Regions from separate parts of the Mus musculus genome. Here regions 1, 2, 4 and 5 are each linked to region 3. A link is a loop called in an ENCODE intact Hi-C map of the cell type or tissue named here. Cell type or tissue: heart. All regions are shown on one strand. Links, peaks and the distances in the headings refer to the core of each region. The heading gives the core; the rest is flanking DNA.

What was found. Hi-C counts contacts between places; a loop is a spot of excess contacts. Peaks named below come from ENCODE experiments on the same cell type or tissue, not always from the same donor. Only the 100,000 strongest peaks of a DNase experiment are listed, where the experiment ranks them.
Region 1: it touches region 3 in a loop (2.1-fold over the local background); 12 of 42 quality-filtered maps call a loop at or near these places.
Region 2: it touches region 3 in a loop (2.8-fold over the local background); 13 of 42 quality-filtered maps call a loop at or near these places.
Region 4: it touches region 3 in a loop (8-fold over the local background); 7 of 42 quality-filtered maps call a loop at or near these places.
Region 5: a loop joins it to region 3, with 4 times the contacts of the local background. A loop is called at or near these places in 10 of 42 quality-filtered maps.

The regions. Positions count from the first base shown.
Region 1 is chr1:87,912,475-87,919,053 of GRCm38, forward strand. Dgkd (diacylglycerol kinase, delta) reads left to right here. Exons shown (of 30, transcript NM_177646.3): 4 at 2,626-2,730; 5 at 3,018-3,150; 6 at 3,895-4,001; 7 at 4,333-4,458; 8 at 5,418-5,520; 9 at 6,085-6,247. Among named protein-coding and RNA genes, the nearest start is that of Gm19582, 61 kb to the left of the region's middle. In heart, for the core only: a CTCF peak has its summit at 3,506; no DNase peak of the experiment used is centred there.
Region 2 is chr1:87,898,460-87,905,038 of GRCm38, forward strand. All of the region lies in intron 3 of Dgkd (diacylglycerol kinase, delta), which reads left to right. Among named protein-coding and RNA genes, the nearest start is that of Gm19582, 47 kb to the left of the region's middle. In heart, for the core only: a CTCF peak has its summit at 2,676; DNase peaks (open chromatin) are centred at 1,342 and 2,682; H3K4me3 peaks cover 339 bases; H3K27ac peaks cover 1,528 bases.
Region 3 is chr1:87,850,170-87,856,748 of GRCm38, forward strand. Dgkd (diacylglycerol kinase, delta) reads left to right here and starts at 3,118. Exons shown (of 30, transcript NM_177646.3): 1 at 3,118-3,287. The coding sequence starts at 3,132. It overlaps Gm19582 (predicted gene, 19582), which reads right to left and starts at 4,130. Exons shown (of 2, transcript NR_136921.1): 1 at 3,802-4,130; 2 at 3,178-3,689. In heart, for the core only: a CTCF peak has its summit at 2,962; DNase peaks (open chromatin) are centred at 3,202, 3,572, 4,072, 4,902 and 1 weaker place; H3K4me3 peaks cover 2,842 bases; H3K27ac peaks cover 1,784 bases.
Region 4 is chr1:87,783,060-87,788,059 of GRCm38, forward strand. It overlaps Atg16l1 (autophagy related 16-like 1 (S. cerevisiae)), which reads left to right. Exons shown (of 18, transcript NM_029846.4): 13 at 2,817-2,937; 14 at 3,182-3,287. It also overlaps Scarna6. Among named protein-coding and RNA genes, the nearest start is that of Sag, 18 kb to the right of the region's middle. In heart, for the core only: no CTCF peak of the experiment used is centred there; DNase peaks (open chromatin) are centred at 2,872 and 3,402.
Region 5 is chr1:87,919,777-87,926,355 of GRCm38, forward strand. Dgkd (diacylglycerol kinase, delta) reads left to right here. Exons shown (of 30, transcript NM_177646.3): 10 at 1,797-1,905; 11 at 4,296-4,435; 12 at 4,704-4,788; 13 at 5,918-6,012; 14 at 6,097-6,196; 15 at 6,275-6,548. Among named protein-coding and RNA genes, the nearest start is that of Gm19582, 69 kb to the left of the region's middle. In heart, for the core only: a CTCF peak has its summit at 3,093 (motif pointing left); no DNase peak of the experiment used is centred there.

The DNA.
Region 1 (6,579 bases), core at 666-5,665, 62 kb after region 3:
ATGAGTGTCCTGGTACCCCGCTATCTCTGAGCTATGCAGTATCAAGTACTTGTTCTTTCTTTGACTGTGTTTCTTATGCTGATGAAAATGTTCACATTTTGAGGTTGTGCTAGAGGGAGTCATTAAGGAGAGTTTGCAAACTCTGCAGAAGAGCAAGAATAATGAGCAGGGTTTCAGTTCCCACCACTATCTGCAACAAGGTCTAAAGCACTGGCTAGCCCCACTTCCAGGCCTCATATGCGGTCTTTGTAAACATCCGAGGTGGTTGTAGGTCTGTCTTTCTCCAATGTGAGTATTCTCTGGGTGGCAGCTTCAACTTCATGTTCTTAGAAACTCAGCTCTGGAGCAGACTCCCAGCAAGCTAGTGGGGGTGTGGGGTGAGAGGGAAGCTTGTGGTGCCTGATCTCTGAAGGCAGTGCTCCTTGTCTGTTGTCTCTGTTCATTTTCCTATGCTCTTGGCTTTTCCCAAGCCCCAGATTCATCATTCTAGGAACCTTGGAAACATGAGAGTAAACAAAGTTTTTATTGGAGACCCAGTTCTGTTCATCCTCTCTGTGTGAACCTTAGTTGCTGGAAAGAACACTGCTTCTGTGTGTTTTGAGTCCCAGACAAAATGTACTTGAATGTCATGTTTGTCAATTGGGTCTTCTTAATGTAAGTTTAAATAGATAAGATGGATACAAATGTAAACGTTAAAACCTTTAATTGTGAAGATCCCCCTGAAAATAGGCACTTTCCTAAACGTATTGGTGGGAATGCGGTGGGGGATGTCCAGCACTTGCAGAAGGGAACTTGGCAACATTTAGCAAGGTTACATATGAATTTATTGTCTTTCAGGGAAATTCTACTTCTAGGAATTTGGGCCAGAGATATACTGTAAAAATAGTAAAAGATCATTCATTGAGGTACTCCATGAAATAGCAAAGGATTTTCCACAGTGCAGAGTTCCCAGTGGTAAACATGACTGGCTGAGAAGCTGATGTCTGAATCATAGACTGCTGTGCTCCTGTGAGGTAGAGCTAGGGACTGTGTGCTATCAGGCATGGAGGCCAGGATCTACAGTTAGGAGAGAAAGCAGAGGTGGGAAGTGGTAGCTGTAGTATGCTTCTGTTTTTACAGGGAGTATAAATACTTTTTTGTTTGCATGTAGCTTATAAATGGAAGCCAGCCAGCCAGCCTGCCTGCCTGCCTGCCTCCCTCCCTCTCCTTTCCTCTCTCCCTCCCTCCTTTCCTCCCTCTTTCCCTTCCTCCCTTCCTCCCTTCCTAAGGTAATCAAAATAGAGGGAAAATACACTTAAAAAAAAAGAACTTCTACTCAAACTTTGTTTTGTATAGATTTGATTTTGGAATTACTTAAACATTTATATTATTTTATTACATGTATTCATTTATTTATGTGTATGCATAGATATTATACTTGTGTGGAGGTCAGCAGTTGATTCCCTCTTCCCACTGTGCAGGTCCTGGGGAATGAACTCAGGTCATTAGGCTTGGCAGATGACCTGCTGAGTCATCTTGCTTGTCCTATATCATTGTACAGTAAAATTAAGAGGTTATGACATTTTTTGATAAACCTTGTCACTTTCCCCCTAAACTGTACCTGTTCACCTCCCACCAGTGCTTGAGAAAACCTCTTCCACAGCTTCAGCAAGTCTGATGTTATCTTCTAGAATCCTACCAATCTGAAAAGAAAAAAGAGGCTATTTCTCCCTTCTGTGTCCTTGCATTCCTTTATTAGCGCTTTCTGTTCTTCTGTGAGTCTGAGTCTTTCTTCCTCAGAAGGCTTCTCATTAGTTTATAAACTCTTCCCACATTCCTTTCCGTTTGTTGGTTAGCACCGGTTGTGTATCATTCCAGCTAAATTGCTTCGTTCCTAACTGTAGAAGCTGTTGTTGCTCTGTTGTCTTAGGTGCAGCACATGCTCATGTTAGTTTAGAGTAACTGGATCAGACTTATGATGTCATTTACATGTTGGCCATTAGCTCTGCATTTCTTTGTTTGCTTCTCTTTTTCTGGTTTCCAGGGCTTGTTTCTTATGTGTGAGCAGTGAGGTCTAAGTGTTCACTCAGATTGGTAGCTGGTGGATAGCAAATGGAATGCCATTGACTTTTTGGCTTGAAGTAGCTTTAGCTTCTTGGTTTGCAGTGATACATAATAACTACTTTTATGATCTGTTCAATATGAATACCTGAGTGAAATATTTTCCCTGTGAATATACACTTCTGTCTTAGATAGAGTTTCACTGTTGTGAACAGACACCATGACCAAGGTAACTCTTTTAAAGGACATTTAATTGGGGCTGGCTTATAGGTTCTGAGGTTCAGTCCATTATCATCATGGCGTGAAGCATGGCAGTATCCAGGCAGGTATGGCACTGGAGGAGCTGAGAGTTTTAGATTTTGTTCCAAAGGCAAACAGGAGAAGACTGTCTCTAGGCAGCTAGGAGGAGGGTCTTAAAGTCCACCCCCAAAGTGACACACTTTCTCCAACAAGGCCACACCCAATAGTGCCACTTCCTCTGGCAAGCATATTCAAACCACTACAACATATACAGATAGATTTTTTTTGTAGCTGCCAGCATGGCCCTTGTTCATGGGTACATGGACCGTGATGTTCTTCTTCTAGGTCATCACTCCATGTAGGAAGCTCATCTTGTGTGCCGACAACAGGAAAGAAATGGAAGATTGGATTGCAGCACTCAAGACTGTCCAGAACAAAGAGCATTTTGAGGTTAAAAGAGAAGCATATTGTCTATGGGTGCCTGCTGTTGCCTCTCCTGCCTTCATTCTGATCCACCCCCACCAACTCCACCCTTCACCCCAGAGTATCTTCCCAGTGGACCCCAGCATTTGTCTTGTAAAATTGAGGCCCATGGCTCTTTCTTTTGATGGACCTGTCAAGGCTGTGGTCCTGTCCTTTGTGAACCTCTCTGGGGTATTTTATGTAATTCTAAGTTGCTACATTAAAGAATTCCAAAGAGAAATATTATCTTTTCCCTCTTTGTGTCATTCTTCCAGCCTACCCAATATAGCATGGACCATTTCTCAGGGATGCACAACTGGTATGCTTGTTCCCATGCACGGCCAACCTATTGCAATGTGTGTCGTGAAGTTTTGTCAGGGGTCACATCCCATGGGCTATCCTGTGAAGGTAAGAAAGCTGCATTTGTTACTCTGGTGAAAGGTGACAGAAGGTTTTACTTGATAAACTGTTTGAAATTCAAAAATAGTCTTAATAAAAATATAGCTGCCTGAGGGTAGTCAAGGGGAGTGGTCCCCACCAGTCCATTTTTCTTAATCTTCCCACAGAGGACTCAGACCTTGGGTGTCCTTTACTTACGGAGCGTCTGCAGCATGAGCAGAAAGGAAGTAGCAGTGAGGAGACAGACTGTGCGGGCCCTTTCTGGTTGTGTGCTGTGGATGCAGGGGAGAACATGCTTCACAGAATATAGGGCCAAGGGAGGATTCTGGTGGCAGAGAAGGGTCACACAGGGACTTCAAGCTCTGACTCAAGGCCAGGACTGTCTCCTGCTTATTTTGTATAGCTTGTTTTATATTTATTTTAAATGGATAAAAAAAAAAATCCAAAAGAAGAGTATTTTGTAATACGGAGTTAGATGAATTTCTGATTTCAGTTTCATAGTTTTCTGAGTCTTCTTGTCTGCTGGATAGAGGTGAGGTGCAGTGACAGTGGCCAGCATAGTCTGCCGAGTCTCAGTTGCTCACCCCATTCTCCTCTACCGGCTCTCCCCGTGCTCTTCGGTATGGGTGGCAGCACCAAATGACTGGCCTCAAGAGCTCGTTCCACCCTAACCTCACTAAGCAGCCATTTGCCCTACAGGGAGGCTCCTGTTGAGGATGAAGCTTGAAGGATTGTGTATTCCTTTTCCCACAGTGTGTAAGTTTAAGGCTCACAAACGTTGTGCTGTGCGTGCAACTAGTAACTGCAAGTGGACCACATTGGCCTCAATCGGGAAGGATATCATTGAGGACGAGGATGGGGTATGTTCAGAGGGATTCTGCTTGTGGCCTGCAGAGCACCCCCTATTTCCTGCGCCCCCCCCCCCCAATTTAAGATATCATGCTAGGATCTGGAGCTTTATGTCATTGTATTCTAAACTTTGCCCTTAAGTCTGGGTGTCTCCTTCCCAGTAGGTGCTGTGGTGTGGGAGGTACCTCATAGGCCCTGCATGTCCCTGCCCACACTGGCCATCAGGGACAATCTTGTGTGGGGAGGAATGTCTTGAAAAGAACACTGCTATCCCGGGGTGCCCAGGTGAACCCTGTATTGGAACTCTGGGATGTCTCTTGCATGTCCCTCTTTGGTCTATAGATTGCCATGCCTCACCAGTGGTTGGAAGGAAACCTGCCTGTGAGTGCCAAGTGTATCGTGTGTGACAAGACTTGTGGCAGCGTGTTACGCCTGCAGGACTGGCGCTGCCTCTGGTGCAAAGCCATGGTGAGTAGATACAGTCTGTCCTGCCTGTTGATGTGTGGATACACTCTGGGCTTGGGGCTCTGTTCTTCTCCTTCCTGAGTTTACCCCAGAGGTTTTCTGAGGCTTGACTTGGGTCTGGTCAGCCTCATTTTTGACAGTTTTGTTAATTCCTTTCCTTTGACTTTGATCCCATCTTTTACACAAAAAGTACCATATCTGCTCCTTGCAGCGTCTTAGCAGGTTGTGAAGGGGTCTTTTGGGACAGGTTCATGGACTTTTCTGTGAGTGAGAGTAGGAACACTAATGAGGAACCCTGAGGAAGTTTGTTCTGGGACAGTGATCATAGAGATCATAGAGATCCTCAAGCAAAGAGGAGGAGCCACGGCACTGCTGTAGCCTCTTGACGACAGAATCAAGTCTCATAGCCCTGCTTGTCTGCCCACACTGGCCATCAGGGAAAAGCTTGTGTGGGGAGGTGTGTCTTGAGAAGAGCACTTCTGCCCTAGGGTGCCCAGCTGACTATGGGTTGGAACTCTGGGATGCCTTTAGCATGTCCCTGCTTGGTGTACAGATTGCTATGCTCCACCAGTGATTGGAAGGAAACATGGCAATGAGGGTCAGTCACTGACTAGACAGCTGTGGTTCCTGTGGTTGGCACCTTGTTTTGACCCTGTGAGTGACTAGCAAAGAACCTAGTCATAGGAGGGCAGGTTGTCCAGGAGCCCTGAAAGTTAATGGTAGCTAAGATGGAAGCGGGGGGCTGTGGTTCAGTTTCATGTCTGGCTTGTACTGGGTGGAATCCCATCCGATTTCCCGCCTCCTATTTCTAAGGCCAGGCACAGGGTGCTTGGGGATACAGGTTCGCTGGCTCTGATGGTTACTTCCTCTGCTTGGGAGGGATCTCTAGATGCTGTGCCAGGGAGCTTCTGGTGTATGCGAGGAGACTATGATTCCTGGTGACATGTTGATTTTTATTTCAGGTTCACACATCTTGCAAAGAGTCCTTGGTGATGAAGTGTCCACTTGGCCTGTGCAAGGTGTCTGTCATCCCTCCCACGGCACTCAACAGTATTGACTCCGATGGTGGGTGTTCACATGCCATTCCGCTGTGCTGCCTTCCTTACCAGCTCTGGAGATGGGTGTTGTGACAGTTTTGAGACATGATCAGCAAGAGGCTAGGCTCAGATGTGGCATGGGCAGAGGTCATAGTTGGCATCCTGGGAATTGCCATAGGGCTTGCAAGCTTGAACCAGCACTGTTGGAAGGATTGAGAGATGTACTGGCTGCTGAGTAGAGACCCAGTGTAAAGTGTCCTGGTCTGCCAAGAGCTGAAAGACTGTGCCTGTCACCATCTGTGGCAGAGCCTAGCATGTCTGCTTGGACCATGGAGAAACATGCTGGCAAGGATTGGTGAAGGGATCTCCGGGTACATGATTCAGAGGAATGAGCTCTGCCAGGCTGGCAGCAAGAAGAGGGAATAATACAGTGAGGGGAAATCTGTGAGGTGAGGCAGGCTCACCTCCTCACACCCGGGTTGTCCTTCACTGGCTCGCTCGTGCTGTGAGTTCTGTGCCTCTTGTTGCTGCTACCCAGTCTACAACAGCTCAACAGCTTGTAAGGTTCTTTCCTACCCCACCTCATTTCTAGGGTTCTGGAAGGCCACCTGTCCCCCGTCTTGTACAAGCCCTCTGCTGGTTTTTGTCAACTCAAAAAGTGGAGACAATCAAGGTGTGAAGTTTCTCAGAAGATTCAAGCAGCTGCTGAACCCTGCCCAGGTTTTTGACCTCATGAATGGAGGACCACACCTTGGGTAGGGATTGTGTGAGACTTTCCATTCTAGGAATTTACAATATTTTGTAGATAAGACATACTCGTTTTAAAAGGATCAAAAATAAGATTTTTTTTTTTAAGTTCTGGAGAGATGGCTTAGTGCATATGAGCATTGGCTGTTCTTGAGAGGACCCAAGTTTGATTCCCAATATGTAAATGACAGCTCACAACTGTTAGCATTCTGTCTAAGCTTCACCCCACAGTTACTTGGCAACAGCCTGATTCACTATAAAAGGGGCTGCTTGTCCCTCCTAGCTCTTTGGTTCTCGCTTTCTCTTGCTCCTGTCTTGCTCTTTCTCTGCTTCCTTTCCT
Region 2 (6,579 bases), core at 799-5,798, 48 kb after region 3:
CATCTAGGGCTGAACACTTCATACTCTAATTCTCTGCATGTTGGTCAGTTATGTGTCTCTGTATTGATTCTCGTCTACTGCAAGAAGAAACTTCTCTGATGAGGATTCAGAGATGCACTAATCTATAGGTATAACAATAAGCCATTAGGAATCATTATAATATTATGTCCAATTAATAAAATGATAGAAGTAGGGTCTTTCTTAGGGCCTTTAACTTGTCTAGTCATAAAGTTTTGGTTCTGATAACTGTGCTAGATATGGATTCCATCTCATGGAGTGGGTCTTAAATCCATTCAGAAAGTGGTTACATTCATGTAAGTGATAAGTGGTAGCATTCATGCCATTCATTATTGTACCAGTGGGCACATGCTGCCAAGACAGTTGTGGATCACAGGGGTCATGGTGGATAAGACTGAGGATTACTGTCTTGTCTGGTAGTGAGCATAGCACCTTTCCACACTGTGAAATCTAGCCAGTAGGAATGAACCTTTTCAAGGTTAGGACCCACCTGTTTTTCTCTGTGTTTTTATGACTCAAGTGATGGTATTTTCAGTAATAGGGTCTTATCAGCAAATTCTGAAGGGCAACCAAGAACAATGTGAATGTAATGTTTGAGTGACCCGACAACTCAAAAGAGGTTTTTTGGTTTTTGTTTGTTTGTTTGTTTTTTCAGCTTTGCTGTATTGTTAAATCAGTTTCCCTGATATTCCTCCCTGTTTTTATTTTTGTTTTTTGTTTTTTCGAGACAGGGTTTCTCTGTATAGCCCTGGCTGTCCTGGAACTCACTTTGTAGACCAGGCTGGCCTCGAACTCAGAAATCCACCTGCTTCTGCCTCCCGAGTGCCACCAACCGCCTGGCTTATTCCTCCTTGTTTTGAGTGTCACTACTGAGGCAGTGAATTAATTTATTCTTGATAAATAAAGATGACTCTGTCTCCTTGTTTTCTGTGATGATGAAAATGGTGTCTTAACTAAGATTATATTTGAGATATTTAGCTGAAAACTCAAGAACTTATGATTTAAAAAGATAGCGATTTTCTTCCATAGGAAGGATTGGTATCAGCAGGCTGGTGATACCAGGGAGTACCATGCTCCAGTAGCAGCCCAGTGGAGGATGGAAACTCAGCTTCCAGCTATTTTTTTTATTTTTTATTTTTTATTATTTTTTATTTTTAAACTCTGTCCCTACTGTTCTTAGGATGAGGGCTTCCCTCTCAAGGTCACTTTTGAAAGCAAAATACTTGCTGCAGGGGCCAGCCAGGGGCCACTGGGTGCCTCTGAGTTTCCTGTGAGAATGCTGCTGGAGGCTACTGGTGATGTCAGCCTAACTTGCTCTGCTGCCCCAGCTGTGCATTGTTCTTATCTGGGTCTCATCAGCTGGGGAGAGAGCTAGGTCTGCACTAGGAGAGGTGGCCTCAGGTGCAAGTTTCTTTTTATTTGGGTGCCTGCCTAAGTGCCTTTGTGTGCTTGTGTGTTTTGTTCACAAAATATGGCTCATGCATGCCATAGCATGTGTGTGGAGATCAGAGGACAACTTGAAGGAGTCAGTTTCCTGCTACTGTCATGTGGTTCTTGGGGACTGAACTTAAGTCAAACGGCTGCCATCTCGTTGGCCCTCAGGATGATTTTGAAAGGAAATTTATTTTAAGTACTGTGGTGGTAGTCTCCAGCTTTTTTTTTTTTTTTTTTTCCCCGAGACAGGGTTTCTCTGTGTAGCTCTGGCTGTCCTGGAACTCACTTTGTAGACCAGGCTGGCCTCGAACTCAGAAATCTGCCTGCTCTGCCTCCCTAGTGGTGGGATTAAAGGCATGCGCCACCACTTCGTCGTTTTGATAACCTGCTGGGTTGTTTGTTCCATGTCTGGGCGTCCTGGACTGGAAAGGTAGAGTGGTCGGATGCTGTGCTGCAGTCCTTCCTTGCCTCCAGTTCTTCTTTTTCATACTGGATCCTTTCCCCACCCCCAATATATTCTGATCATAGTTTCTTCTTCTCTAACTCTTCCCAGGTCCTTCCTACCTCTCTACCCACCCAATTCCACACCCTCCCACTTTAGAAAGCAAATGGGCAAACAGCAACAAAAATCAAAACCAAACCCCAAACAAATCAGAATTAAAAAAGGAAAAAAAAAAAAAAAACAATAGAAACACGCACACAATCCATTAAAACACAGGACCAGAAGCCATAACATACAAGCAAAAGATCAGTAAGACAAATACCCAGACAAAGCAATGTGAGACAAAAATGAAATATTGGGTTCATTTTTGTTGGTCAGCTACTACTGGGCATGGGCCTGCCCTTAAGTGTGGTTAATATGCCCACAATTAGACTATTGGAGAAAACTAACATTTCTTTATAAACAGGTGTCAATTGCAGATAGCTTCTTCTTAACTAGGGGTGAAAGTCTTTCTTGCTTCCAGTTCTCTTGGGGGCCCAGAGAAGCCTGTGGCAGCTGTTCTGTCAGGATTCCCTGTCATGGCCATGGCCTGGGAAGTGGTAGAGCTAGCTGTAGGACCTGTCCTGAGCGCCTTCTATCCAGCTGCGGGGCCAGTGGTTGTGGTGCTGTCTGCTTCCGTGTTTCAGGCTCTGCACATGTCCAGCTGCTGTGAATAGTCTGTCTGGGGTGCTTCCAGTAGGGAACAGTGCATGGGTACCCAGGGGGCAGAGCTGCATCAGAACAGCAGGATATGAGTAACAGGAAGTGACAGGAATCGCCTAGGGCGCCGGACCTTTTCTGGTCTACCTTCCTGAGCCAGGAGCTATATTTAGCAGAGCATTTCCCAATCCTGTCCTGTGCTGTCACTGTTTGCCACCTCCCTAGTCAGTGGCTGGGTGGCACAGTCCTAATGTGCTACTCTGTGTCCCTGGTCTACCTGTGTGTGTGACCCACAGGTTGTTCTTCACCACTGTAAAACTTCTTCCTGCTTGTGCCGGTTCTCTTGGATGCTGAAGCACTTGAGGCAGCTGGGAAGTGGAGAACAACAGGTCAGACAGAGCCCATGAGAGACTGTTAGGGTCTTGGGTAAGAGGTAAGGCTCTCAATGGAGTACTGAGAGGGACTGCTTCTGAGAAGTGGAAGGCTGGTGTCTTTAAAACTTGTGCCCTCATTCACATGCCAGGAACATTCTTCTGCCCTTACCTGCCCAGGAGAAACGCTGCAGGTTTCTCTGATTTATTCCAAATGTTCCAGGCTGTGGCAAGGGCATGATTTCCCTATGGTTCCAGAGCAGCTGCTGCAGAGTGTGGACAGCTCTGTCCTGCCTTGTTCTCATCTACTTGGAGCTAGAGTTTTTACCCTAAGGCATCTGTTCACACCCTCAGCCACATGGGACATGTGTACACAGAAAGTCTTTAGTTTGTGGTGGTGGTGGTGGTGGTGGTGGCCGCCATCCTTAGAATTCTCTGACTGCATGTTTGGGGTAAGGTGTTCTCTTGGTCTCTTCTGAAGGCTTCCTATGGAGAGGGTTAGGTAGTCTTCCCCCCCCTCACTCCCCAAAGCTGTACTTTTTTTTTTTTTTTTATAAGATGATGATAATTTTTTTTTAAAGATTTATTTATTTATTTATTATATGTAAGTACACTGTAGCTATCTTCAGACACTCCAGAAGAGGGCGTCAGATCTTGTTACAGATGGTTGTGAGCCACCATGTGGTTGCTGGGATTTGAACTCCGGACCTTCGGAAGAGCAGTCGGGTGCACTTACCCACTGAGCCATCTCACCAGCCCAAAGCTGTACTTTTGAGACCTCAGCAACTCAGAGAATTCAGGCAGCTACACAATAGAATGGCATCCAAGAGGCTTTCTGAAAATGGTTGTCTGCTCTGACCACAGGAGACCCTTCCCATTTTATCAGCTAGAGCAGGCTACTGGTGTAGTTGCCACCTGGCCTCTTACATTTTATGTTCCTAAGCTTTGAGTATGAACTGTGGTTGTGTTGTTATCTCTGTGGTACATCTCTGTTTCCATGCTGAAACATAAAAGGCCTTGAAAACTCACTATGCTTCCCAGACTAAGACATGTGGGTATCATTGAAGGAAGCTCTTGGGATAGTCTTCCCCTTCCTAGTCTCATTTCTGTTTTGCCAGTGGTCTGACTTGGTGTTTTTCATGCTCTGCTTGCTGTTCTCTATCTCTACTTACATATGTAGGTAGAGCACTAGGTAGTGCTGCCTAGCTGGTTCAAGGATTGAATCAGCAGTATTCTACTTATATAGCTCTGTTTTTCCAAGATTGATTACGGTGCATGCATTGACCTGTAAATAGCTTGGGTAAAGACCACAGAGCTGGTTTTCATAGCTTCTGTAATGCTCCAGGATATATGGAAAGCTCCAACGCACTGACAGAGTAGGTTTCCCTAGATTTTACTACTATGAACTACAGTGCCATGGACGTGCTTATCTTTATGTTCCTGGCACAAAGGTAGACGTCTCTAGCATGTGTTTCTCAGGATAGAATTAGCAGGTCTGCATATCTTCAGCTAGACCAAACACTGTCACATTGCTCACAAAGGTGAGATGCACGTGCTACCTAGCAATAGGATCTGCTCCTAGACATGTACGAATACCATGTACATTAATATAGGTATAGATGGCATGGACTGTTCCTGAGCTGCCAACTTGTAGAATGTGTTGCCACTGTGAATACTGTAGGCATTTGTCACATAATGGTGAAAATTTGTTTATCTGGCCAGGAAAGTAACAGTAAAAATAACAGGTAGCGAGGGCTCTTCGACAGCTCCATTTGTACAAAGTGTCTGCCACTGATGTAAGTAGCATGTGGTGCATGGCTGTCACACAGCACGGTTAGTGGTGCTGATACGTAGTCTCATTCATAATGAACCACACTGATGGTGAGATGATGACTTCTTGGATATGAACAGACATTGGTTGCAACTGAAGTGGACCTACTGATCTATCTCTCTCTCAACTCCGAGCCTCCTTCATCCATGGTGTCCTGGTCTCAGCATGGCAGCTCGTCTTACCCACTGCCCAAGGAGGCCTATTGACTTTTTCTTTTACCCATCTGATTTGTCAGCAGCTTCTTGTGGCCATCAGAGCGCATTCAGGTCCATACTCTGCTCTCTGTGGTTGGTGTTAGCTTGCTGAGCTTCCCCAAAGGCTTTTCTTAACTGCTGCTCTGTCAGTTTTTAGTAGAGTAAGCAGAGATAAGAGTTAGATGCTGTACTTGAAGTCCTAGCCAGAGCAATTCAACAACAAAAGGAGATCAAGGGGATACAAATTGGAAAGGAAGAAGTCAAAATATCTCTTTTTGCAGGTGATATGATAGTATATATAAGTGACCCAAAAAATTCCACCAGAGAACTCCTAAACCTGATAAACAGCTTCAGTGAAGTAGCTGGATATAAAATTAACTCAAACAAGTCAATGGCCTTTCTGTACACAAAGGATAAACAGGCTGAGAAAGAAATTAGGGAAACAACACCCTTCTCAATAGTCACAAATAATATAAAATACCTTGGCGTGACTAAGGAAGTGAAAGATCTGTATGATCTCTGAAGAAAGAAATTAAAGAAGTTCTCAGAAGATGGAAAGATCTCCCATGCTCATGGATTGGCAGGATCAATATAGTAAAAATGGCTGTCTTGCCAAAAGCAATCTACAGATTCAATGCAATCCCCATCAAAATTCCAACTCAATTCTTCAACGAAATAGAAAGGGCAATCTGCAAATTCATCAAATAACAAAAAACCTAGGATAGCAAAAACTCTTCTCAAGGATAAGAGAACCTCTGATGGAATCACCATTCCTGACCTAAGGCTTTACTACAGAGCAATTGTGATAAAAACTGCATGGTACTGGTATAGTGACAGACAAGTAGACCAATGGAATAGAATTGAAGACTCAGAAATGAACCCACACACCTATGGTCACTTGATCTTTGACAAGGGAGCTAAAACCATCCAGTGGAAAAAAGACAGCATTTTCAACAAATGGTGCTGGTACAACTGGCGATTATCATGTTGAAGAATGCGAATTGATCCATTCCTATCTCCTTGTACTAAGGTCAAATCTAAGTGGATTAAGGAACTCCACATAAAACCAGAGACACTGAAACTTATAGAGGAGAAAGTAGGGAAAAGCCTCGAAAATATGGGTACAGGGGAAAAATTCCTGAATAGAACAGCAATGGCTTGTGCTGTAAGATCGAGAATCGATAAATGGGACCTCATAAAGTTGCAAAGCTTCTGCAAGGCAAAAGACACCGTCAATAAGACAAAAAGACCACCAACAGATTGGGAAAGGATCTTTACCTATCCTAAATCAGATAGGGGACTAATATCCAATATATATATATAAAGAATTCAAGAAGGTGGACTCCAGAAAATCAAATAACCCCATTAAAAATGGGGCTCAGAACTGAATAAAGAATTCTCACCTGAGGAATACTGAATGGCAGAGAAGCACCTGAAAAAATGTTCAGCATCCTTAATCATCAGGGAAATGCAAATCAAAACAACCCTGAGATTCCACCTCACACCAGTCAGAATGGCTAAGATCAAAAATTCAGGTGACAGCAGATGCTGGCGAGGATGTGGAGAAAGAGGAACACTCCTCCATTGTTG
Region 3 (6,579 bases), core at 723-5,722:
ATGTTTAGCTTTTTATTCTTTGTGAGTTTCACATTATGCACCGCAGTCCCACTCATCTCCAGGTTCCTGTCCCTTTATGTAGCCCTTTGCCCTTGCAACAACCAACTCCCTCCCCCAATAAAACATGTATAAACATATAACAACAAAATCAAAACATAGAAAACATCTCTTTGTGGAAAGCTGTAGTGTGTCACAGTGTGTCCCAGAGTATGTCCCTCTGTCAACTCTTGTTCACTTGCAAATGTTCATTGCAATGAGTCACTATGGGTCTGTTTCAAGATCTCTGGCTTCTGTGATACTATCAATATTGGATCCTCCTCTTGATTATCCTGTTGTTGTCCTGTGTCATGGTGATCTTGCAGCTTTGGAACAGCAGGACTGGCGATTTCACACGTCCCAATCATTTGGAGATGATATAGGTTTTGGGGTGGGCCAATTCAGAACCCTGGATCTGGGCCTGGCTGGTAGCTGAGTTGGTCAGCCCGCCACCTGCTCTCTCTTATCCACACAACCAGGGCCAGTTCTCCTGCACTGCTCCAGCTAGGGCACATACTCCTGCTCCCAGGCCCTCAGGCCAGCTCACCTGCACTCATGCCACCAGAGCCCACTCCACTGTGCTGCCCAATCAAAGTGTGGGAGCCACTCTCCCAAGGGCTGCAGCCTGTGAGGAGCAGGGGCCAGCTCTGCTGATCTCATGATCTCACATGATCTCACACCCTCAGGGCTGGCTCACCGTGCCTTTGCCATCAGAGCTGGCTCTGCTTTTTATTTTTTTTTCCTAATTTTCTTTTTATATACTGTCCTCTTTTTGTTGTTGTTGTTTTGCTAAATACTTTTGTTTTTTTGAGACACGGTTTCCTCTGTGTAGCCCTGTCTATCCTGGAGCTCACTCTGTAGACCAGTCTGCCCTTGAATGCAGAAATCCACCTGCCTCTGCCTCCCAAGTGCTGGGATTAAAGGCATGTGCCTGGCCAATACTTTTTACAATTGAAAATTTTACTTAGTGCGTGTGAATGGGCATGTGTGCTATGCACAAGTATGTGGTTCAGAGGACGATTTGTTTTTGCTTTGTTTTCATTTCCACCATATGTGTTGTAGGGATTGAGCCCAAGTCATGGGCCTTGAGAGTGAGCACCTTTCCTTGCTGAGCCTTCTCACCAGCCCCACAATTACCTTTTAAAAACCCACCCTACAGATACTGTCACATTCTGAGGGCCCAGAGGTCAAGACTTCAGTAATGATTCATGGGAAACTTCCTTCGGCCACATACACTCTGCCTCTCTGCCCATGCTCTACTTATGAACTTCCCCCAGGCCTTGACTTCCTGGGAGACCAACCCTGTAGTACCCAGACAGAGGAAATCAGTTGGTCTGAGTTCACATCCTGCCTCCCTAGCATCCTTAGGGGAGTGATACCTGAGACTTCCATGGCAGGGGCTCCGTTTCCTTTTGGTTCGTGGGGTATGGCTGAGGGCTGTGTGTTTCATCCTGCATGCACAGGAGCTCAGTATGGGCAGTTGTCACTATCAAGTGCTATAGAATCTGTCTGTGTTAGAAGTACATACACTATGGTAGCTGCCAAGCCATATGAGGCCATTCAGTGCTGCAAATGTTGACTAGTGTCACTGAGGAACTGAAATTTTGTTGTTTTTGTTTTCTTTGAGACAGGGTCTCCTCTGTGTAGCCCTGGCTGTCCTGGAACTGAGTCTGTAGATCAGGCTGGCCTTGAACTCAGAGATCTGCTGGCTTTGGCTCCTGAGTGCTGGGATTAAAGGCGTGCACCACCACTGCCCAGCTTGGTTCTTTTTCTTTTTCTTTTTCTCTTTTCTTTTCTTAAATGTCATTCTTTAGCCTAGGCTGGTACTAGTTAATAGGAATTTAAATATAAGTACTTGTATGTAGCCAGTGGCTACAGCATAGGTGGAGTGTGTCCTGGTTCATCCAGGCATCTCAGATCTTTTTCACAAAAGTCATCCTCTGTACTGGTTGGGAGGTCAGTATCCTGGCCTCATCTTTGTGCCAGATTAGGAACCTCCTGTGGTTCCTGGTGGTATCTGACTTGTATTGCCACTAGAATGAGTTGTCCAGTTGTCCAGAGGCCCAAAGCTTGCTGATTGGTGGGTCTCCAGCAGCAGCCTCTGAAAGGGTGAAGGGATAGCCAAGGTGGTCCTCTGCTGACTTGCCTCTTAGAGCAGAGCAGAGCAGGAAGGTAGCACATTGTCCTGGTTGGCCCCAAGTCCTTTTCCATCTCAATATGCCCAAACAAAACAAAACAACAAAAAAACAAAACTCCAAACGGAAGCCACTCCTTTTCTAACTGCATAGGGTCCTCCTTTGGCTCAGAGTTCATTCTGCTATGTCTCTCTAGTACCCCATCCCTCCCTTCTGAATCTCAGTTCCCTTCTCTATCTCTCAGCCCCAGCCAGTAATTCAGAGTGCCTATTTGCCTTAATACTTCATAGATCCTCCGCTTTGTGACCCAGCCAGGCTCAGCTTATCTACCTCTTTACTCCCCCAACTCCAACCGGGTTTCTTGCTGCCCTCAGGTCTCAGCAGAAAAGGCCAATCCCGTATCTGGTCCTCAGAGCCTCGATCCCAAAGCTCTCCAGTTCCTGTCCTAGTCCCATTTTCCTCCCTCTAAGCCCCTCTAAATCCCTTCCTTCCTTTCTTTTTTCTTTTTGCCTCTGGGCCTTTGCACAGATCTAGCCTCTGCCTACAACACGGTTCCCCGGTTCTCCATCTTTCCTTAACAGTGGCCTTAACAGAAGTTCTCCCTCTGGGTGTACTTTCACGCACTCTGTAAACTGTTTCACCAACATAGTCCAGCGGCCTCCTAGAGATCACTTACACTCGGGTATGAGTGATAAAACAGTGTACTCAGAGACAAAAACTAGAAATTGTGTTCCAAGAAGAAAACGACAGAAGACATCAGAAGGAAAGAGATGGGTCAGGCCGAAACAACCCAGCAAGGGCCCGGCAAGCCTACGTCTGCGCCCACTGCCTATGGGGGCGCGGTGGGGTGGGGCGGCCGGCCTCTAGGCCCCGCCCCGCCCAGGCTCCGCCCCAGGCGCTGGGCCCATCCCATCCCCGCCCCGCCCCGCCCCCCCGCGGCGCGCGCGCTGGCCGGGCAGCATGGCGGCGGCGGCGGGCGCCCCTCCGCCGGGTCCTCCTCAGCCACCTCCGCCGCCGCCGCCTGAGGAGTCGTCCGACAGTGAACCCGAGGCTGAGCCGGGCTCCCCGCAGAAGCTTATCCGTAAGGTGTCCACGTCGGGCCAGATCCGGCAGAAGGTGAGCCCGCGGCGTCGGCCGGGCGCGCGCCCCTCACGCCGCGGTCCCTGCCGAGGCCCGTGACCGTGTGCGAGCGGCCGCCCAGGCCCTGCCGGGCCCGAGGTCCTGCGGTCGCTGCTACGGGGCCGAGCGCGCCGCGGCTTAACGGACCGCGGGGACCGGGCCGCGAGGACGGGGCCGCGGGGACCGGTCTGCGGGGACTGGGCGCAGGTGGGCGCCGCCGCTGAGGAGACCGAGGCCCGGCGTGCTGCTGGGGCCGCTGCGGGGACCGCTGCGGGGGCCGCAGGCGCGTGCTCCCCGAGGCCTGGGGGGTCTGTAGGTCTGAGCACCGGGTGCAGCTTCCCGTACTCACCTGCGTCAGGCTCTCCCTCCACTGCTCAGCCCGCTGCGGGGTCCTCACCCCTATGTTCCGAAAGGGAAGGGATGCGCGTGTAGTGGCCGCTTCTCCCTCTCTCCCTCCCTCTCTTCCTCCCTTTCACCCTCCTCCCTCCTTGGGAAAGCCGGGACTCCTCACCCGCTGGGCTCAGAACTCTCTCCGTGGAGAACTCCAGCCGCTCGGGTTGCAGTGCAGAGAGACACATGCCTTTTTGTTGTCTTTCCCTAAGAATAAAGTTGCACCCTTTGCTTTTCCTTTCTGGTTCCTCTTGAAAACTGCGTATGGTTTCTTGCCGAGGTGAGCCCTCCTTGTTGGAAGGGCTTCCTCAGGCAGGTGGCTGGACAGGTGGTGGCTAGCAGGTTGCCACCGTGGGGCAGCCTTGGCAGTTCCGGCTGGCACGGGCTTGCTCATCCTGCTGCAGTGCGCTTTTCCTCCGAGGCCAGTTAGTTACCCTTTACTGGAAAAACCATTTCTTGCTTGATCATCTGCCACCCTCTGTTACTTGCCGGGGTTGGGGATTGGGGTGCCATTTAGGTGCTGACGTGGTCCATTTGTTATGTGGTACCCAAGTCATTCAGCACACGGGACCTAACACCTGTGTTATTCTAGCTATAACAATTACAGCCCCAGGAACAAGTTTAAGGAGCCTTGATACTAATGGAAATGCCCTTTCCTAGTGCTTGGTCCTTAAGATAGGTAGTGGTGTGAGGCAGATCAGACTCTCTGACTGAGGGGAATGGTGAGTGAAGGCCAGGATCGCGGTGGGGACGGTGGACTCCTCCGAAATTGCATTGAGTCCAGAGTTTTATTGGTCAGGAGGTGTCTCCCTGCCTTTCCTCTGGACAAAAACAATAGCTGCTATACCAGCTGTTCTGGTTGTTGTTGTTGGTAGGAGTGACAGTTGTGGTGTTAAAAATACACCCGAGGACTTGTGTTCTGAATACATTCACATCTGCTGTACAGATAGCTCAAGGCTGATTTTTCTTCTGGGTTGCTAGAGCTTGTTAAGAAGTGGGAAATAAGAAGTTTACTGTGTGCAATAACTTCCCTTTGTAGCAGAGAGGCCATTCACAAAGATTTCCTGGTAATATGTGTGTGGCATATAATGCTAAGTTCCAAATGGTGTGATCAGAACCCACTCTTACTGTTTGACCAGAAGAGCTTAGTGCAGGGGCGCTGTGACACAGGTGCTGAAGAACAGAGAGGGAGCTGCATTGAGGCAGTTCAGAGCCGAGGCCATTAGCAGGAAGCCACTGCTACCACCCAGGGGTGGGGGAAGAAGGTCAAAGGGAGAAGACCACATCAGACTCCAGGGCCAATGGGCCCCTCCAGAAACTGGGTCAGAGGAGTCCCATCTGTCAGAGCTCTGGGAGGGCAGAGCTGCTGCTCCATATATACTAATCCTTTGCCTGGGAATCCTGCTTGTAAGGGTCACCCCCTCTGCAGTTTGAAAACAGAGGACGGAGGATGGGTCAGAGGGCCCTGATCCAGGATCAGAGCTGGATGTATGGCAGGTCTTCAAACACATTAATTTACTGTAACCTTTAGACATCACAATTCAGGAGAGAATTGGTAGTGGTCCTCAGATTTCAGAGTGCAGACACATCCCCTGAGGATCCTCTTAAGTCTCTGATGCTGGTTGAGAAGGACTGGGTGGGGCCTTAGAAAGTATATTTTTAACAGGCTCCCAAAGTTGCTGCTATTGTCCAGGAAGCATGCTTTGAGAACCAAGACCCTAGGGTGGTCCTGTAGAGAAAGAAACCTCACCAAGCTCCATGTACTTCTGGTCACAAGGAGTTCTGAAAGTTTTCTCTAAGCCTCCCCTGAAAATTAGATGTATGGAGCAGATCTGGGGTGGCCATTTATGACATGTTTGATTGGTGTCTCCCCCACCCCTCTTTGAATTCTTTTCAGTTGAAACTGCCCCCAGCAACCACATGGCTCTATTTGTGTTTTCTGACAACTACACAATGATAACATAGTTGGGTTGGTAGTAGAAAGAGAGACAGCTAATTCGCTGAGCAGTATGTGCATTAGCACTTTGGAGTGTATTTTGAAATCTGAGAAAAGAGCAGTGTAACTCTTTGAAGCTGTTATTTAAGATAGAATTTTGTTACAGGTTTTTAAAAAGTTAACTTTTTTTTTTGATTTATTTGAGTATAGAAATGTTTGCATTTCTTTTGTCTTTTTAAGTTTTCTTTTTTTGAGACAGGATTTTTCTGTGTAGCCTCAACTGACCTGGAACTCATTTTATAAACCAGGCCGGCCTCAAACTCAGAGATCTGCCTGCCTCTACCTCCCAAGTGTTGGAATAAAAGTCATGAGCCACCACACCCTGAAGAAATGTTTATATTTTTGATGTCAAATGTAAAGTGTTTTTTTTTTTTCCTTTGCGAAATGAAAAGTAACAGAAAGTAAGTAAAGGGATCAAGTTTTATTTTTTATTTTAGTGTTTGGAGGGAAATGGTTTCATGTAGTCCAGGCTGGCCTTGAACTTGCAGTGCAGCTGAGCATGACCTTGACCTTTTGATCTTTTGTCCTACCTCCTGAGTATATGCTATATGCCCTACCTCCTGAGTATATGCTATATGCCCTACCTCCTGAGTATGTGCTATATGCCCTACCTCCTGAGTATATGCTATATGCCCTACCTCCTGAGTATATGCTATATGCCCTACCACGCCTAGTTTTTGCAATCCTGAAAATTGAATTCAGGGCCTCAATGCTAGATAAATTGTCTACCAGCTGAGCCACATCCCCAGCCTTCAAGTTTTAAAAGACTTGAAAAGCTCAGGTTTATGAAACACAACTATGGCTAGGAAAGTAGCTCAGTGGGTAGTGTGTTCCTCTAGCATGTGTGAAGCCAGTGTGATGGGGCATGCCTGTAACCCCAGCCAGAGAATCAGGAGTTTAGGG
Region 4 (5,000 bases), core at 1-5,000, 68 kb before region 3:
AGCTTCTATTGGGCATTTAAGATTGAATTTGATTAGTTTGCTTAAAGAGAACACATTTTTTTGTGCTGGACATGGTGTCAAGCTATGGCTTTTTATGTATTTCTTTTCATTGTCCTAGAACTCAGATGAGAGAGGTAGATAGGACAGGCTCAGATGGGGGTGAGGAGTACTAAGGTCATGCAGTTAAATAATATGCTTAAAATTGAATTGAGGCATGCTCTCCTAGACTGGGGTGGAACAGTGCCGACCAGCTATGGAAGAGGAGCCTGCAGACTCCTTTATACTGGAGGAAAAGAGAAGAAGCATTGAGGTGGAGGTGGGGGGTGGGGAGGCAGTGCTTTATTCACTGATAGGTGAGGATCACTGCCCTGAAGGTGAGGCAGCTGGAGAGAGGTAGACCTAGAAGATGGAGGTCAGAGCTGGAACACTGGCACACACTATGTAATCCTATGTGATGTAATCCTAGCACTTGGGACCCAGAAGCAGGGCTATCTTAAATACCTGTGTTTAAGGCCAGCTTGACCTACACAGTGAGTTACAGGGCAGGGCTAAATAGAAAAATGCTGCCTCAAAAAGAAAAAAGATAAAATTGTTTGTATTTATTCATGTGGAGGAGTGAGATGGATATGCCATGGCCCTCGTGTGGAGGTGGCACACCTTGGAGGAGTAGGTGTTCCTCCCTGTGGGTCCTCACTGGGCCATTGTACTAGTCCAGGGCATTCTTTTCTTAATTGGAAACAAAACATTAATGAATCCTTCATTGTGGGAGGGGGGTGTATACTTACAAAAATAATTGTAGTCAGATGTGGTTGTGATTACCTTTAGCCCAGTCTGATCATAGTGAGCTCTAGGACAGCCAGGCTTACATGCTGAGACCCTCCCTGTCTTTAAAAGAAAAAAATGACTCCTGGGGAGCTCAGCAAACAAGTGCTTGCTATACAAGCCCGATGATTTAAGTTTGATCCCTAGACACCATGTAAATGAGGAGAGATCTGTCTCCACTGGGCATACACACAGTAATTAGTAATAATTAGTTCAGTAGTAGTAATAGTAGTTCAGTAGTAGTAGTGGTAGTAGTAGTAGTAGTAGTAGTAGTAGTAGTAGTAGTAGCAGCAGTAGTTGTATATAAAAATCAAAGAGCTCGAACATTAAATGCCAACGTGGAATGCCGAACTGCTCTTGTGAAGGACTAGAATTTTGTTTACAACTACTGTAACATCAGCTCTGGGTGACCCAGCATCTTTCAGCCCCCTGGCAACTGCAGTGGTGTGCACAAGTGAGTCTTTAAAAAAGAAGTAAAAATAAAAAGTCAGGCATGTTTGCACATGCCTTTAATCCTAGCCCTCAGAAGGTGGCTGTTTCCTTCCACATAATGAGATCTTTTCTCAAAAAAAGAAAGAAAGAAAGAGAGAGGGAGGGAGGGAGGGAGGGAGGGAGGGAGGGAGGGAGGGAGGGAGGGAGGGACGGAGGGAGGGAAAAAGCCTACCTTGGAAAGAGGTCAGTGATGAATAGTAAAAGGTCTGACTTCCGAGGTCGCCTCCCAGCAGCCTACATCCCCAGCTGCTTACCTCTCTCCCATCATGCTCTAGTAGTGCTATCATGGGCAAACACAGTAGCTGACATGCAGTGATGTCTCCATTCTGTCTTCCCTGACAAGTCCAGAGAAGGCACTGGTTGGCATCCAACAGCTTGGTCACAAGGGATTTGGTTGTTGGGAGTGCTGGCGTCCTTGGCTATGATCTGACATTTTAAGCTGAGACCTCTTATTTTAAACACCCCATAGCATCTAATTGTGTATATGGAATTCTGATGCTTCCTTTTGTAAATTATGCCTGCAGTGGCCCTGTCTTTTCTCACTTTAAGTACAGACTGACTTTCAGTGGCATGAATAAAAGAAAGTCCTGTCTTTGTTACTTTGAGTTAGACGTGGTGCGGTACACCTGTTAATCCCAGCACTGGAGAGCCGGAGGCAAGAGCTTTTAAAACATCCTCCTCCTGCTTCCTCCTCTCTGCTTTTTTGGATTTCAAGGCTTTACAGAATTCAGTGCTGTTTCTAAGGTTGGGTTTGTATTTCTCTTTAGTAGAAGATTGCCTTGACCCCTTCCAGTGCTGGGGTCTAGAGCCTTGTATGTGCTAGACAGTGCTCCACCACTGAGCTATATCCCAAAGTCTTACTGTGTTGCCCAGGCTGATTTTGAGTTTACAGATTCCAGGAATTCAAGTACTGGGACTGTGTATGTAATACCTGCCTTTATCTTTGTGGTCTTGGTTCCTGTGTCATGCAGCTTTCTATCACTTGTGACAGACCTAAGTAAGACAGAACAAAATAGTTGACATCAGCAGCTCAACTCGGGTTTCAGAAGCTTAGCTTGTGATGGCACATTGCATCGTGTATCTGAGGAACCTGTTTGCCTCATGGGGAGAGTCAGAGAGCAAAACAGGAAAGTCCAGGGCCCCGATCTTGGGGTGAGGGAAGTATATTCATTGTGTTATCTTCCCGCTGGGCCACAGACTAGAGGCCAAGCCTGAACACATTAGTCTTTGGGTGCCATTCACGATCAAGTTAAAGCAATACCTCATCTCTTGGCAGCACCCAGAAATAGCTTCTAGAAGATGCCAAAAAGATGCACCTCCTTGGTTCAGAAATGTGGCTTCTTTGATTGAGTCTGAGTCAGTGAAGGTGTGCTCCTTGTGCCATCTTTCTTTTCTCTGACTTTCTGTGAAGATTTCAGGGCCTGCTGAGACTGACTCTGGAGCTCCTCTAGGAAGGCAGTATGTAATCCCAAGTCTCACCCTGGCTCTGTCCTCTCTTGTAGCACACACTCACAGGCCACAGCGGGAAAGTCCTCTCTGCCAAGTTCCTGCTGGACAATGCACGGATTGTCTCAGGAAGTCACGACCGGACCCTCAAACTCTGGGATCTCCGCAGCAAAGTCTGTGAGGAAATGCAGTCTCTCTGTGTGTTTATGTAGAGAATAGCGGTGAGGTGATGCTCCACAGCAGTTAGAACCCCGGTTCCTTTCAGTCTGAGGAGCGCTGGGGTAGTGAGGGTTGTTTTCTGCTTGAGGTCTCATTTCATTTTGTGATTTTGGGGGCTTGGTGGTCAAGAGTGTAGTAGCTATATTATATATGTTCCAGTCATGTGGTTGCCTTTGATTGATGGTGTTTGGTTTTCTTTCAGGCATAAAAACAGTGTTTGCAGGATCCAGCTGCAATGACATTGTTTGCACTGAACAATGTGTAATGAGTGGACATTTTGACAAGAAAATTCGTTTCTGGGATATCCGGTATGATGCCTTAAGAGCTTGGTGGGAGGCTGGTGAGAGAACATATAAAGAGCTGCGAGCATGCTTTGTGTGGGGCTGTCCTCACACTCGGGGACTGGCAGAGCTCCAGGACAGCTGGGTCTGGGCTGTGCTATTCTTTATACAAAGTAGTCTTCTGGGTCCAGCGTCATTTACTGTGTACCAGATGCTCTGCCAGCTGTAAGATGAGAAGATGCTCGCTCCCACCTTCAGGCAGATTAAGATGAAACAGGGAAGACAGTATAAGCAATGAGCACCGTGGGATGTTCCTGTAGTGGAGACAGGAATTAGTCTGGAGAAGCCAATGGACTTTATGAGACAGAAAGTCACTGAAAGACAGGCCCACCCAGAACAGCTTGGTGCAGCTGACAGTAAGGGGTGCATGTGCCAATGAGATGGGGTGAGTGGACATCAGATGTCCACCTGCTTTACAAGCCACTTGGGATGCTTGATGTTCGAGCTGTGTGTGGTAAGAGAAGAAAGCGATGGCTTTGTGTAGTGTGCTCAGTGACCTTTGTCCTGTCTTTAGAGAGCAGGTTAAGGCACTGAAAGCAAAGTATTGATGAGGACCTGAGTTGATGGCAGAAGGGCACAGATAGGGCCATGCTAGGAGATTCCTAGTGCTGACAAGGCTGGGAGGAGGAGAGCTGTCAGGACTCAGAGGTCCAGTGAGACGAAGCCCTCCGCTGCTAGCTGAGGAGGACAGAGGTGGCTGCTAATTGGATTGAATACAGAAGCCATAGACCATCAAGTCATCAAGTGGAGAAGGGGACAAGAATACGTAGCTCTGGATACACTTGTGAAGCTTGCTCCTATATTTTTAATCTTTTTTTTCCTAAACTTAAAGTTTGAACATAAAACATGGAAGTTTAGAAATTCACTGGATGTTACAAGTCTCCTAGCCAATCCCTTAACTTGATAGTCAGATGGCCACATACCAAAGATTTGGAGTAGGAGTCTGGGACTGTATATATAATAACAAGGTAAACTGCTCAGTTAAGACAGCAAATAAGTTCAATTGAAAACCTTCAGCTAAACCATTGTTGGGTGTCTCCATTAGCTCCCATCTACTAGGGGCCTATTAGCTGACCCCTGTGGGCTTGAGCATGTAAGAGTTGGAGAGGCAGCAGCAGAGGGTGCACAGTGACAACTGTGCTGTGGTATTATCCGGTCCCATGTCTGAAGCAGCCTCAGTCAAGCTACCTGATCACAGCAGGGCCTGTGGGCTCCCTAGACACACCGCAGCAGCTTCTGTGCCAGCCTTTTGTAAAAGCTAAAGGCCACATCATTGAAATTGTACTGATCCGGGGCTGGAGGATGCATGCTTACCATGCACATGAGGCCTCAGAGTCAGTCCATAGAACCCACAGAAGAAAGTAAGAAAGAGCCATACCAGCTGTGTGATTAGTTGCCCTAGGTCGCTCTTGCTTATCAGGAGTTCTGATTGGTAATTGTCTTATTATCCTAAAAGCAGGCAAGAAAAGCCCAAACCAGTTCTAGTCCTCAATATTCCTGTAGGCTCTTTTTTTTTGGGAATGTTTCGTGAATAGTAGTGAGGCTTGGACTAAGGCTGGTCTTTTTTTTGGTTTTTCGTGACAGGGTTTCTCTGTGTAGCCCTGGCTGTCCTGGAATTTTGTAGACCAGGTTGGCCTCAAACTCAAATCCACCTGCCTCTGCCTCCCAAGTGCTGGGATC
Region 5 (6,579 bases), core at 613-5,612, 69 kb after region 3:
CTCAGCACAGTGGGATCTTCATGCAGGTGCAGTGCTCGCCTGCCAGCCAGGGAGACGTGGCCTTCCCTTTTAGTTTTGTACTTTCCACAGGTTTGCAAGAAACATTTGTTCTTGTAAGGTAGGACTCAGAGGGCATGCCAGCATTTGGGGAGATTGAAATGGGAGGTGCTTGCAGCCCCTACTTCCATTGTGAGTTTGGGAGGAGCTTAGGAGAGGTTCTTTTAGAGCCAGATATTGCTATAGCTTGAGCCTGGACTTCTCTGTGTGCCTAAGCTGTGGGGCTCATGGGTGTTGGGCCTTCAATGTTCTTTCTTGTTTTTGTTTTTTTGTTTCTTATTTTTGTTTTGTTTTTCTGCTCTTTCTCACTTGCTGCACAGCTTGCTGGAAGACAGTCACTAGTGGCTTCCTACAGGCTGTTTGTTCAAAGGCAGCATTCCTGAAATTCTGCAGATACCTGTTTTCTGAATGGCACAGATCCATTCTTTCTGAGGTTAATGAGGAACTAGTCTCAGTTCGGCAGGGATATTAAAAGTACCGTATCTGCTGATTGTACTACACTGAACAGGCTCAGGTAGGGATATTGTTTGAAAACTCCACTGTGCTGTGTGGCAGGCAAGCTGGACTTTGATGTGTAAGAGCTCCCTGATATATCGCTGGAGCTAAGCAGAGGGTGGTGTGACAGAGGTCTAGTAGAGATGGCTTGGCAGCTGGTGTACTCATTTCCTGTTTCTGGGAAGCACCTGATATCATACACTTGGTTAACTACCTGAGTTCTGGCCTTGGTTGACCACTGCTTCTCTAGAGAGCAGGGATCCTCATTGGTGAACATTTAAAGGATACATGTAAATATTTTTCTTACCCTTTGGAAGTCAATGCAATCTTGATGCTCAGAACTTATTTGAACCATGGTTCAAATCTGAGGCACTGTCTTGTTGCCCATCCTAGCTTGTGTTCAGAGGACTTCCTCTGCAGCCAGCTCCATTAGAGACAGAGTCTGCAAGGTCCCTGGTGAGAAGGCAGCATATGTAAATAGTTACTTGAATGGAGGGAGGCACTGGTTTCTTTGGGATCCGAAGTAAGGGAGACTATGTTAAGCTAGTGATTTAGTGTCTCCAATGTGCTAGCTTCTGAGGAGGTCCAGTGTGCCCACTTTATACTCTTGCCTTCACCTTTTCCTATATACATGATAGGGACTAGGTCAGACCTTGGTGGAGCTGAGGGCATCAGATACTTATCAGAGAGGGCTCCTATTATTTGCTGAGATATTTGACTCTTTTCTCTTAATTAGCAAGCCATTAGACAAAACATATGATAGAACTCTTGTTTGAGAAGGTTTTATTGGAGACTCCTTAAGGACTCAGAGCAGCAATGGAGGCTGAGCCAAGCTGCCCTTACTCGGGGAGGGGAGGGCTGGGCTAGCACATGAATGAGGAAAGCAAGAGTTGGGGTTCTTGGGCCTGGTATTTAGCTGGGATATGGAAGACTGTGCCACAAGTCCTTCTAGGAGCTGACATCAAGTGAGAATGTCGTGGTACCCTGAAATGTGTGTATTATCTCCTCCCTGTTTCTGGTTGGAGGAGCTGCTGGGATCTGACATTGCCATCATTCATGTAGACAAAAATGGGCCCTGAGCAGAGGGGTTTGGCAGACAGACATCTAGGCCACCTTGTCGACCTTATATATACATATCTGGGCTTAGCCACATGGAACAGGGTGTCCCCTCAGTGTAGGACAGAGAAACCCGTCATTTGTCTTTTAAAGTGCACTCATTTCCCTGGCTTCCCATTCTTCTACAGCTTACGGTTATTTCAGAAGTTTGACACCTTCCGGATTCTGGTTTGTGGCGGGGATGGCAGTGTTGGCTGGGTCCTCTCTGAAATCGATAGCCTCAACCTTCACAAACAGGTACTACAAACAGGTGTTGAGGGGCACCCCACTGTGATGGATGAATGGGAAAATCATGTAGGTTAAGGGAGCTGTAAAAACAACTTGGCATCAGGCTCCATGTGGGGGATGAGTATGGGGGCTGTAGTCCCCTAAGCGCCACCTCTTTCCTGGGAGGTGATGTACCTAATTGCTAGATGCCTCTGTCTTAAGAGGAGAGGAAGAATCTTCAACCTCTATAAAGTTTGAGTTGCAGTTCATTGAACCTAATTGCCTAGTTTTTAACACTAAAATAAAGATATATTATCCTGATTTCTTCCTGTGTTCATTGATTTTTTTACCCTCAGTCCTTCTTTTTGGCAATTAGCCGTTGTGCCTACTGTCATAGCCGTCACTCAGATTGTGTCAAAATGCAGCCTGCTAGTTGGTTACTGAACTGTTGAAATAGCAGTATGTGTGGATTTCCGTATTCTGCTCCAGGAACAGCTCAGAGTGGCAGTTTTCCATGGGATGTAGTGGGAGGACCTGAGTTAGCACTTTTCCCCTCATGCAGGAGCTCGAGGACTGTGACAACCTTGCAGAAATCCTGTTCACATTATGGAATCTTCTCTTTTGAGGAGCCCCTTATTTAAATTTTTAGTGCCAAATTGCACTTGTCAGGGATGCTCCAGTTCACATTCCAGGTGACATGGGACCTTGCCTTGCCTTGTCTTGCTCAGGTGTGTAAACAGAAAGTGTTCATTTTACAGTAACGTCAAGGGCAGCCTTATTGGAATGCTGTTTTAAACCAATCCCCTGCTCATGGTTTTTACGTCTGTCAGTAAAGATCAGCTTTTTTCCTGCCAGGCGGTGGTGGCGCGTGCTTTTAAGCCCAACGCTTAGGAGACAGAGAGGCAGGTGGATCTCTGTGAATTCCAAGTCAGCCTGGTCTACAGAGTTCCAGGATAGCCAGGGCTACACAGAGGAATACGGTCTTGAAATGACAACAACACAACAAAACAAAACAAACATATTTCCCTAGTTTTCTGGCTTATCATTTTTATTTTCTTTATGATTTTTTGTTGTTGTTGTTCTTTAGTTTTCAGTGATTTTGTGTTCATTGTCTAGTTTTACTCACCAATCATAATTTGTGTATTGTCTGGAGAAGAGACGGTCCAGGGTTTACTGATAGCCACACCATAACTCTAGGAAAAGCTTCAGCACCCCCCAGTGGTGGGACTATAGTTACAGTTTTGTTGATTGGCTTTTGAGCTGAATGTTTGTTTGGCTTGCAGAAATGCTATGAATGTGGTTCTGGTACTCAGTCAAGTTCTGTAAACACTTGTCTCCTATGGCTTCTTTGTGCTTCTTGGAGCTCTGTGTACTCTCTCCTGCACCCCTAGCTTCCCCAGCCCTCTATGGGGTAGTGTTTCTTCCCCTGGCCTCTAGTACATGCTATATGGTCAAACTTCATGGGTCCCACTCTCATCTTTCACACTTTTCCTATGGGGAAAGCTTGTGACTCACTGGAGTTTGATGCCATGCCAATTTGGGGGACACTCTGGGGTTTCTGGGTATTGTAATGTTGCAGGTTTCCAACCTTGCTTTTCACTCAGCTCCTACTTTGCCCGAAAGTCTTCATGCATTCAAGACCCAAGGAGAAGCCCCCAACTATTCCTGATATCTTCGTCTTCCTTTTTCCCTACTTCAAGCTAGTTGCTGGCTTGCCCACATGATCCCAGCCTTCTTGTATCTTCCTTAGTCTGGGCCATCCATAGGCTGCTGAGAGTAACCCTCCCTAGGACAGTTATAACCCTTGGTCCTCCCTGCTGACAGCAGACTTTACTAGACCCCATATTTGCCCCTTCCTTCTCTGTTCTGCCTTCTTCCCTTACTTTTGCCCTCTGTTAAGTCTAGGAGGAGATAGCAGGGCTAGGGGCAATTTAGGAAACCACTACCTTACAGGTAAATACAGGACACAGACTAGGTCTTGTATGTTCAGACAGCCTTAGCATGGCTTCTGATAGGACCTATAAGTTGGGGGGTGGGGGGGGGTGACTTTTAGTGGTGTGGCATCAATGAGTGAGATGTACAGTAGGGTAGAGAGATGTTTGAGGAGTTATAGATTGACTCTTTAGGTCTGAGTATTTCAGTGTCTTTGGGAAGGGAGGGGTTATAGAAACCAGCAAGGTTTGATTGCCAAGACATGTTGAATAAGTGAGGAAGGGCTGGGGATCCTGGTATCTGCTGGTGATCACAAAGCCCATCTGTCCCCTCTAGTGGGCTCTACTGAGAAGGTACAGGCCACATACTTCAAATCAGACTTCCTACACTTATTGTGGCTATTGATGGTGTCAACAGAGTGTGTACTGCATGAGAATGGTTCTTAGACTTGCTGTCTAAGGAATGTTTTCCTCACTGTTTTCCACCAGTGTCAGCTAGGTGTGCTGCCCCTGGGGACAGGGAACGACCTGGCCCGTGTTCTTGGCTGGGGCTCTGCCTGTGATGATGATACACAGCTTCCTCAGATCTTGGCAAAGCTGGAGAGGGCCAGCACTAAGATGCTGGACAGGTGAGTGGGGCAGCCAGGATGTGTGAATGGCAGCTGGACCAAGAAGCATTGGCCTCTGTGGCCAAGCTTCATACTCTAAGACTTGTGAGGACTAAGACTAGCCCTAGTCTCAAGAAAACCAGAAAACTCAAACAGTCAGAATACAACTAAGATAAAGGCACCAGACTATGACATTGGAGCAGTGAGGGGTTGGTTGGGGGATGGGGCCCTGCAGATCCCTGGGTGTTAGTGGGTATTCTGCAGCTGAGCTGACTTTGGGCCTGTGCAGGTGGAGTGTCATGGCATATGAGACCAAGCTCCCTCGGCAGGCCTCCTCCTCCACTGTCACTGAGGACTTCAGCGAGGACTCAGAGGTACCACCATTTGCTTGCTCTTTCTCTTGTAGTGCTGGGAATGGCACTTCAATTCTCACACTTGGCACTGAGCTGACCCCCAGTCCACCACCTGCTATTTAAGCCCCACATGTGATTGTCATGTACTCAGCTTTTTTACTACATCCTTGTCCCTTTTGTGGTTCTGAAGGAGTGCAGGAAGAGCCTTGGGCTGAGATTGAGGCTGAGCAGGCTCAACTCTAGGGCTTCATGACTGTTGGGAGGTGCTTTCCGATGCCTAACCCCTTGTGACATCTTATGCTCAGCACTTATGCAGTCTGCTGTTCTTCCTATACAGCCTCCTCCTGTCTGCTTCCGGAAGTCTCCATGCTCATCTGTCTCTCTCTGACATCTGTGCTGCCCTTGTAGTTAGCACACACCGCTTCAGCACCAGTTCCAGTCCTCTGTGCTGAGCAGTGGCCACTCCAGGGATTCAGTTCTGAGATCCTGATTTGTGTTTATGTCCTAACTGCTCCGCTGGGCACATGCAGTGTTGGTCCTGCTAGGTGACTGGTCTGACAAGCCCAAGGGGTCAAGGACAGTAGCAGTCAGCAAGCCAAGCCAAGCCTACTTTTTATGGCTTCACAGGTGGAGCGTGGCCTGTGCTTTTGTTTTGAGAATATTTGTGTGGAGCCTGAGAAAAGTACCCAGGAAAATGTCTGAGACTGGCACAGATAGTTTCTCTTTGACCTGTGAGAAGGTTTGCTTGCTATGGGGTGGACAGAGAACGGTGGAGCTGAGAGACAGAGTTCCTGGTCAGGGCAAAAGGAAGCTTCTGCACTGCCTGGCCACGAGCGAGCGCACTACTGAAGGTAGACTGGGGTTTACGCCAGGGCTTTCAGGCTTTCTCACTGTCCTGCCTGAAGAGCCATAGTCTGTCGGGGGCTCTGATAGGGATTGTTTAGTTCTGACTCATCATTTAGTCTGTCCACAGGTTGGTGACACTTTTGTCCTCGCTCCCTTAGCGGTGGACAGCCCTGATAGTGTTTAGAGATGGTCTGTTCTGTGAGAGGATGGACCAGAAGGGCCGAAGAAAACTCCCAAGTCAGACACTAATGGCGCTCACAGTAGACTGTGGGACTAACTGCCCCCTGTTTTGGTATGATTATAGGTGCAGCAAATTCTCTTCTATGAAGACTCAGTCGCAGCTCATCTTTCTAAAATCTTAACTTCGGACCAGCATTCTGTGGTGATCTCATCAGCCAAGTGAGTAGTGGGGCTCTGGGGACTCAGAGAGGCGGCACGCTGCTGCTCTGCAGGGTCCCAGCCAAGCTGCCTTCTGTCCTACAGAGTGCTCTGTGAGACAGTGAAGGACTTTGTGGCTCGAGTGGGCAAGGCCTATGAGAAGACGACAGAGAGCTCGCAGGAGTCAGAGGTCATGGCCAAGAAGGTAGGTTCCCAGGCACAGGGTAGGTGGAGCAGCTGGTGCAGAGGAGCTTGCTCTCATGCTGCTATTTCTTGAATCCAGTGCTCTGTCTTGAAAGAGAAACTGGACTCTCTCCTCAAGACCTTGGATGACGAGTCTCAGGCTTCATCCTCTCTGTCTAACCCACCTCCTACCATTGCTGAGGAGGCTGAGGATGGGGACGGATCAGGCAACATCTGTAGCTCTACTGGGGACCATTTGGTGGGCTCGGCATGCCCCTCCCGGCCACAGATCTTCCGGCCCCGGGAGCAGCTAATGCTGAGAGCCAACAGCCTGAAGAAAGCAATTCGCCAGATTATAGAGCACACAGAAAAAGGTAATGGGTCTCTGAGTCCCTAGGTGTCACT